Regions from separate parts of the Mus musculus genome. Here region 2 is linked to region 1. The links are chromatin contacts, found by Hi-C or POLR2A ChIA-PET in ENCODE. All regions are on one chromosome and are shown on one strand. The core of a region is the stretch at or near the end of the contact, and the rest is flanking DNA. Distances in the headings are between cores, read along the strand shown. Region 1 holds the start of Wnk1 (WNK lysine deficient protein kinase 1). Region 2 holds the start of Ninj2 (ninjurin 2).

Evidence for each region. Hi-C counts contacts between places; a loop is a spot of excess contacts on that map. ChIA-PET counts read pairs that join two places held with the same protein, here RNA polymerase II (POLR2A).
Region 2: POLR2A ChIA-PET joins it to region 1 with 14 read pairs in embryonic stem cell. The contact joins the promoter of Ninj2 here to the promoter of Wnk1 in region 1. A Hi-C loop is called at or near these places in 10 of 37 maps with a recorded cell type or tissue (T-helper 1 cell, T-helper 17 cell, T-helper 2 cell and 3 more). POLR2A ChIA-PET finds 5 or more read pairs at or near these places in 3 of 5 experiments (all embryonic stem cell).

What each region holds. Positions count from the first base shown.
Region 1 is chr6:120,036,525-120,040,900 of GRCm38, reverse strand. Wnk1 (WNK lysine deficient protein kinase 1) reads left to right here and starts at 2,246. Exons shown (of 28, transcript NM_001199084.1): 1 at 2,246-4,027. The coding sequence starts at 3,269.
Region 2 is chr6:120,090,912-120,095,287 of GRCm38, reverse strand. It overlaps Ninj2 (ninjurin 2), which reads right to left and starts at 1,908. Exons shown (of 4, transcript NM_016718.2): 1 at 1,830-1,908. The coding sequence starts at 1,862.

The sequences.
Region 1 (4,376 bases), core at 997-3,496:
GTGAGCGTAGTAAATCTCCATACTATAGTTCAACCTTTAAGTCTAACCGTCCCACACAGCGACGATACTCACCATTGTATCTGTTTTCCTAGTAAAGCTAAGTAGGAAAAGTTGTCATGTGGATAAGTGTGGTTTTTAAAGTCAATGATTAGTAGGTTATTTATAATGACTAGGTATTCTTGCTTGAAATGATGTGTTGACAGGTCATGGCTATATTATATATATTAAGGAAGTTGTGCCCATTGTCATGTGACCAAAGTTGCAGGGTTTAGTAAATAAGAATAAGCAACAACGATAAAATTGTTTCAGAACCACCTGGACAGAAATATCCTAATTTCTTTTTATAGAAACAAACATACAATAAATAAAAAAAAAACTGTGATTTACTGGTCTTTTAAAAACCCACCACTGTATAATTAAGTTTCTTTGTGTTATAAACAAAGTTTTCTCTGGTAAAGCAACTTTGAGAAAATTATAATCAACAGTCTTAAGAAGTACAAGAAAAATGCACTTCATAGTTACTTCTTCATTTGCTGACATTAGATTTATCACTGGAGATAAACCACTAATTAAATGTACTAAAACAGACTTACCATTAATAAAGTGAACTAATGATTTTCTAAAACAGTAGAGCACTAATATTTCAGTATTCTTCCTGCCCCTTCTGCACTTGTATTTCAAACTGTTCACAACCTGCCTTCTTTATTAAATCTAACAGCCATAGGGTTCAAACAAACACTAAAACTTACATGGTAGATTTCGGCAAGAAAAAAAAAAAGGAAACGTGCTGACTTCTTTTTAAACGTTTCTGATAAGTTAATATTAATTGTATAGCAAGACTTCTCTATGCGAAGTTTATCTAGATACACTGAGTCAAGGAATCTTCCGTTTAGCCGCTTCCAAATCACTCAGAGATCCTCTCATATAGTCTTGGACAAGGAAAACGCGCTTCAGAGCTCGCTCCAGTCCTGGGCTGCGACTGCAGCGTATTCACGCTCGGGTGCGGTTGCGTACGTTTAAGCGCTTCCCGCTCTCACCGGTTGGGTTAAGACTTGTAACTGCCATCTGGCTCATAAATTTGGTTTCCTACTCTGTCTGGTGCCCCCTGGTGCTCATCACAACTATAATCTTACGTAGTAGCAAAGGTGGTCCAGGAAGCACTAAAGATATTTTGAAGAGAAGAATTCCATTACTGTAAACTGCACGGATCTAGGTTTCCGGAGATCCGCGCCTTGGTATAAATTACATATGTGTACATATGCAAGTGTAGTACAGAAAGGGGATGTTTTACTGAGCCACCGAGGCAGGGTATAAGAAAACAAAAGGAAAATAATTTTTACTCAAATATAGAGGCAAAAGTCAACTATGTCCTCTCAAGTTTGTAATCAAAGATTAAAGATGTAGAATATCTTCGAACTCGACCTCCTCCCATGCTTGTCACCCGCCTCTCCCCGCCCCCTACACCTCCCGTTCCCGTTAAGTTTCCGGCAAAGCAAAGAGGTTCGCTCTGATCCTGGGTTTTATTTAGTAGGCAGCCCATCTTTGCAGCCAAAGTACTTGTTTGGAAACTGGAGATGAGCATGCGGCTTTAGTTGTTGTGAAGAAGAGAAGGATGGAATATATTTTGTTTACCCTCACCCATCTAATCAACAGTGATGGTATGTGCACTCTTCACAAAGTTTTCTGGGAGTCTTCGAATTCAGGCTCAGGTTATTCAGCTTTACCTCCTTCTCCACTCCCACACCCCTAGTCACAACACTAAGGAGGCTCTCCATTAAAGACGAACAACATCATTTTTCATTGCATGGCAGCTCTACGAGCTATCTAAGCAGAACATGACGGAAGTCTCTCATTCTCTCCTTTCTTTTCTTCTCCTTTCTTCTCTTCTTTTGCAATTGATTCCTAAATAATGATTTTGATAGCGAGCACTGAGTTTGGAACGGAATTGAGCGACCCACGATGACGCTCCCATCAGGCTTTCAGATGGGGCGGTTTTCAAAAAAAGGAACTACAATTCCCAGGAGGCACCAGGCTAGAGCAATCGCAGGGCATCACGGAAGTAGTAGGCGCGTTCCTCCCGGGTTCCTTTCACGGTTTTCACCGCGAAACTACAAATCCCATCGTGCCTCGAGCTCGGCACGCCTGCGCGAGAGCCCCCCGAGCGCGATGTGGGCGGGGCCGCCCCGGGCGGCGGGGGGCGGGGTCCAAGCGGGCTGTGTGGAGGCTTCAGACATCGGCGCCATTTAAAGCGGAGAGTTTTCCCGGGCGGACGCGCTCCTTCTGCTCGGCTATTCCGTACTCCCTTCTTCGCTGACAGAAGGCGCCTAGTGGGGTGACTGCTCTTTTTCTCTCCCTCTCCCCCTCCTCCCAGTTCTTTCGGTCTCCTCTCCTCCTGGCCAGAGAAGTAGCGGAGCCCGGGCCCCGCGGTGAGCGGCCCTCCCCTCCCCACAGTTCCCTCCCTCCTCTGCCCCCGGCGCCGGCCAGAGAGGGGAAGAGGTTCGCCAGGCCCGGGGCGGGCGGGGAGGCCTCGGGGACGGGGGGGGCCGCTCCTCAGGCTTCGAGGCTTCGAGGCTTCGGCCCTCAGCATCTAGTGATGGGCGCCCTCTGAGACTGGTCCCCTCTCCGGGGCGCGTGCTGCCTGAGGCGGCGGCCGAGCGAGCGAGCGAGCGAGCGAGCGACCGGGAACCCGGGCCGCGGCCCTCCTTCCCCTGCGCGGCCCCTCCCACTCCTGTGCCCCGGGCTGCCACCGCCCGGCGTCGGGGCTCGTCCCTCGCGCGCTGTGCCTCCGCCCTCAGGGCCTATCCCGCCGTGCTCGGCGGGCGGGCGGCGACGGCGGCAGCGGCAGCGGAGGGAGCTTAGCCGTCTTCACTTGGGTCGCATCCTCTCGCCCAGGAGCCAATTCCGCGCCCTGCTCCTCATGACTGCGGCGCTTCTGCTGCCCCAGCCCTACCGGCCTCCGCTCGCTGCAGGATGGATGCGGACTGTGCGGCGCTAACCCCCGTGGCTCCGCTCCCTCCTAGCCCGCCGACGAGCCCGCCCCGTGAGCCGCAGCAGCTTCGGTGCCAGCAGCAGCAGCCGCCGCAGCAGCCGGACTCAGTGTCCCGCGTCGCCCTCGGGGCGCCTTGTCAGTGCTGAGTGGGAGTCGTCCGGTGGTTCGGAGCCCGCCGTAGGAGCGCTGCCCAGCACTTCTTGGTGGCTTCTCCGGGTCACCCTTTTCCCTTTTCATTCATAAATCCGAGCCCGCATTCTTCACTCCATCGGACCGACCATGTCTGACGGTGCCGCCGAGAAGCAAAGCGGCACTCCGGGCTTCCTTACGCCTCCGGCGCCCGTCCCCAAGAATGGCTCAAGCTCCGATTCTTCCGTGGGCGAGAAACTGGGGGCTACGGTCGCCGACTCGGGAGTTGGCAGGACGGAGGAATATCGGCGCCGCCGGCACACTATGGACAAGGACAGTCGTGGGGCGGCCGCCACCACCACCCCCACGGAGCACCGATTCTTCCGCCGAAGCGTCATCTGCGACTCCAATGCCACCGCGTTGGAGCTGCCGGGCCTCCCTCTCTCTATCCCGCAACCTAGTGTACCTGCAGTGGTGCCCCAGAGTGCTCCACCCGAACCTCACAGAGAGGAAACTTTGACCGCCACCGTTGCTTCCCAGGTGTCTCAGCAACCCTCGGCTGCTGCCTCCCCTGGGGAACAAGCCGTTGTAGGCTCGGCCACCACGACCGTCCCCAGCAGTACCAGCAAAGACCGCCCGGTGTCCCAGCCCAGCCTCGTGGGGAGCAAAGAGGAGCCACCGCCGTCCAGAAGTGGAAGTGGCAGTGGTGGCGCCAGCGCCAAAGAGGCGCAGGAGGATAGGAGCCAGCAACAGGATGATATCGAAGAGCTGGAGACCAAGGCAGTGGGAATGTCCAATGACGGTCGCTTTCTCAAATTTGACATCGAAATCGGCAGAGGCTCCTTTAAGACAGTCTACAAAGGTCTGGACACCGAAACCACTGTGGAAGTCGCCTGGTGTGAATTGCAGGTAATGCCCCACCCCCTTTTTTCTTATTCGGTCGTTTGGATCCCAAATTTGGCTCTGTTAAGCCAGTTTGTCGAGTTCACTCTTTACTTGTAATTCTCTGACTCTGAGAGGGCGGGAAGACTAGTGTCCAAAGAGGTTGAAATTGGGAGATTGTGGAGCTTGTAGTTAGTTAGGTGTTTGGAAAAGATAGGAACTATTGGTGTCAAGAAGGATTGTTATCAGCCAGGGGTAAAAAGAGTCATTTAAGTACAAACTTGTGTGTTTAATGTCAGGCAGGAGACATGGAATTATTGGAAAAGGGTTTCCCTTCGTGTTGGGGATCGAAGAAGTGGGGCCTGGACAAGTGCTT
Region 2 (4,376 bases), core at 659-3,158, 55 kb before region 1:
GAGCTATGCTAGAGCTTCAAGATGGCTCAGTGGGGAAAGTGCTTGCCTCTCATGCACAAAGACCCGAGTTCAATCCCCAGAACTCACTTGAACAATAACAAAACCTTATCATGGTGATGTGTGCTTAGAGTCCCAGCATTGAGGAGATGGAAAGAGGCATGTCCCAACTGGCTAGCCATTAAGAGACCCTGTTCCAAAGAAAAAGTGAGCAGCACCAGAGAAATGACATCACAGATTGTCCTCAGCCCTCAGTCCTCTCTGCGCACTCACATATGTGTGCACATGCAACCACATACATATATGAACTCCCCCAGATACATACACAAACAAATAAGCAGTCAAGACATGGCGAAATCTTAGGTTGCTAAGTGAGGGAAGCCAAACTGAAAAGTCTAATTTGTTTAATCTCAATGATATGATGGTACTAGAACAGGTAAACCTGGAAGAGACCTGATTGGTGATTGTCAGGGCCTGGGAAGGGTAAATGGGTTGGTGGGGGAAGTAACTGTGGTACTGTAGGGGTGGAAACGGGTGGATTTGTGCTGACTCACAGTGGACACTTTGATGGAGGGACGGTAGGTTCTAGTTGGGGAATGTACTTTGCATGTGTAAGGGCAGGGTTTTTTCGGGAGTTCCCTGTTCCTTTAAGTGTACTATGAACCTAAACCTGCTCTAAATGCATTCCAAAAGTAGAGAGGATGCAGCAGAGAGACAGAGTGTGTGCTGAGCCTGTGGGAGGCCCTGAGTGTCCAAAATGGCAAACTCACACATCTTCCACAAGAGCAGGAAGCCGACCAATCTCTCCAGCTCAGGTCAAGCATATACTAGTTTGGGAGCTTGTGTTTAGTCTAAAGATCATGTTTTGGTATCAAACATTCTTGATCTTAAAAGTCCTTTCCTGGGGGCTAGAAAGATGGCTCAGTGGTTCAGGGCACTTGTTGCTCTTGCAGAGAGGGTCTGGGTTCAATTTCCATCAGTTCGCAGCAACCACGTGGTGGTTCATGACCATAAGTAATTCCAGTTCCTAAAAACCCAGCACTGTCCTCCGATCTCCACAGGTACCAGGCATGCATGTGGCGTAGATACAGATACAGGCAAAATACTCATAAACACAAAAATAAATCTAAAAAGGATTTTTTAGAAAGTCCTTTTCTGCCGTTTAATTGTCTGACTCTTGGAAAAGTTAACATGCAATTTACAGCTGATGCTACTCTGTCTGATTGGCTCTCTGCCCTTGCTAGAACCTTCCATTTTTTCTAGTGCCTTCCAGGCCTGTAACACCAAGGGCAGGACACCTGACTATCTTCCTAGTACGTGGTTGCCTACTTCATGCTGCTGTTGCCTGAATGAGACACTGTCTGTCCCACACAAGAGAGCCTTATAGACTCAGGTCTCAGAAAAGTTTAGGTTTTTCCAACCTATAAAAATATAGAGTTGGCCACTTGCCTCTCTTACTCTCTCTAAAACCCCAGCTTTGTATTTTCTTGTCTCTAAGAGGACAGCCAGCCGGGCAGCTCTCATGTAGCAGTCACTGTGCCAGGGCTTGGAGGAAAGCACTGCACAGAATATGAAATCATTTTCTGATAACACAGATCTTATTAGCTCTTTGACTAGAGGAAGCAGAGGCTGAGAGGAATTGAAATTTCACGTCTAACAACATGTGAGGAACCAGCCAGGGGTATCAAAATGGGACTAAAGAGCAAAGGCCAGTGTGTTCAGAGAAGGGGGTGAGGAAGAGAGAGAGAGTAGAGGTTGGGATGGCTATCAATGCCACCTTCACAACCGCTCCCAGGATCCCCCCACCCCTCTTGGCTTCCCACAGAACTTACTTGAAGGTGGATGGTTTCTCGGTCTGACTCCATCTTGCTGCCCTGGGGCCACTCGCCACCCTCCGAGTGTCTGCAGTTTGCGTGGATTTTTCAGCTGGGCAGTCTGGGCTTATGGCTCTTCTGAGGTGGGAGAAAGCGCTGCTGCAAGACAGACCAGCTATTCATCCGTGGATGTGGGATGCTTGGCTTGGCCTCAACCCCTGGGGGGAGGTGCACACGTGTGCGAGTGTCTGCCCCGCATGTGGCATATTGAGAGGTGGCCTTTTGAGTTGTCCCTCGAATCCCAGCCAGGCCATCTGAGGTGACTGGCGCCTGCCTGCTTTGAGGCAGTTAGGTTTGCTACTGAAAACATAATTCTGCATGTTTACCAAGGAAATCGGAGGACAGCTCTAACGGGGTTTTCACACAGCACACTAGTTGCTCAGAGTAGGGTGTCAGGTCACCAATCGTGGGATGGCTTCAGCCCAATCCCAAGACATGAGGTTCAGAGGTTTCTCCCTTCCTCTCCCTCGTTCTGTTTGTACCCTCCGTTCCTAAGAGAGGGAGAGAGGAGGGAGTAGCTTACCAGGTAGGATGCAAAGCTACAAGGTCAGTAATACAAATTGGTACCTTCGTCTTCTCTGAGCAGGACAGAGCTTTGAGAGCACAGGGGACGCTGCACCTTCAAATCCTCTTGACCAGGCCAGCAGCATTCCCCTCACTTATAAAAGAGAGCTAGGACAGTCAGACTTTTTTTTTTTTTTTGGAAACTGATTATTTCTTCTGTTTACCTTAGAACCTAAAACACTTCTGTCTTGTTCCTAGACCTGTTTTAGATCCAAACTGCTGTGGTGGGAGTCTGTGAGTGTGGTAGACGATGGCTGCCAGGGAGAATTTCCATTCAGGGTAATGGGAGGTGGGAATGGGGCAGGGCAGAGCTGGGCATTTATTCTTACCAGTCTCACATGGGAAAAGGAGAGGGGGTGGGGTTAGATGATGCCTGAGAATTATGTCAAGTGAACAAGATTACCCATCATGCCCTACCTCCCACAGCTATATATGTGTCAGTCAGCTTTCTGTCACCGTGACAACATCCTTAGGACAATCAATCCACCTTTGGTTCATGGGTACAGAGATTTCAGTTCTTGGTTGGCAGGCCCTGCTCTTTGGAGTGGGTAGCAGCAGGCCTAAATCATGTAAGAATGTGTTACAGAGGAAGTCTGTTCACCTCCTGGCAGCAGGGAGTAAATGGAAAAAGGGAGAGGGAAGGAAGGGTTCTAATACCCCTTCAAGAGCCGGCCCTCCAATAACCTAGCTTCCTCCCGCTGGCTCCCACCCACCCCCACTGCTTCCCATTAGCATGGTGATGACCAAATCTTCAACATAAGGGCTGTGGGAGAGGTTCACTATTCTGTCTGATAGGCGCTATCCTCAGTGCTTAGCATACACTGCTCTTCGTAATCATTCTGGAAGTTCCTTTCCATTCTTACCACTGTTTTATAGCAGAAGAAACTGAAGCCCAGGAGGCAAAGCAGGAGCTCAGGGTTGACCCAAGATTCGAACCCCAGAAATCTGGATCTCCATAAAGCACACATTTAGTTTAAAGAGGAGACACTTCCACACTCCCGAGGCCTGCTCTCCCTTCCTCTGCCTTCTTTCCCTCATAATTGAGGATGACAAAGGGAAGCCCAGCTCTTTTGTCTTTGTCTCATCATCTTCTGTGGAATTCTAGGATAATAACTCAAAGGGAGAGATAGAGAAACTTGAAAATCCTCTTTAGCGATAAAACCCATCAAAAATATTGTCTTGGAACAGTGAAGTGGATGGGTCAGAGGATCCAATCAAGCATGACAATGCACGTTAGGCCCTTGATAGACAGCCAAAGCAGTTCCTCCAAGCTGTGGCAAGCGGGTGGGGGTGGGGGGCTGGGAGTAGTAAGAAAAATAAAAGTTTTAATTATAGAATAAATAATATTTAAGAAACTAGTCTTACTAGAACTTCTCTTTTTAATTCAGCAGATGGCTATTCTTGTTTATTATAGAATTTTAAAAGCTAGAACTTTTTATTTGGGGAATCAGAAACAAAATATTAACCATTTCCTCCCCCCTTGCCTTCCTGTTTTGGCAATTTCCATTATCTTTTAACTTCATAAATGCATCTGGCTGGGGAGAGGGGAAACCAGAAGAAAATACAAAAGAGAAAAGCACCTGAATAAATTTCCAAAGAAATTTCCTTTGTAACGAGCTCATTGGCTGTAAGAGGAAACAGCTGTGATTGGTTAGGAACCTGCTCGGGTCGCCAGGTTTGCCCTGGATCTGAACCTTACCGGAGCACATAGGCATCACGTGGAAGGAAACAAGAAGCAGGATTTGGAAAGTGTTTTATCTCTCGGTCACATGGTGACCCTGCGCCAGGGGTCATCGTACTTCTTCTGTAGGAGGAAAAAGCAGCCTTACACTGTGAGTGAGTGAATGACGGTGGTAGCATTCCAATAAAACTTTATTAACAAAAACAGGCGCTCAGAGATTCTAAAACCAAGACCAGGTGTGGCCCGACAAATTGTATTCT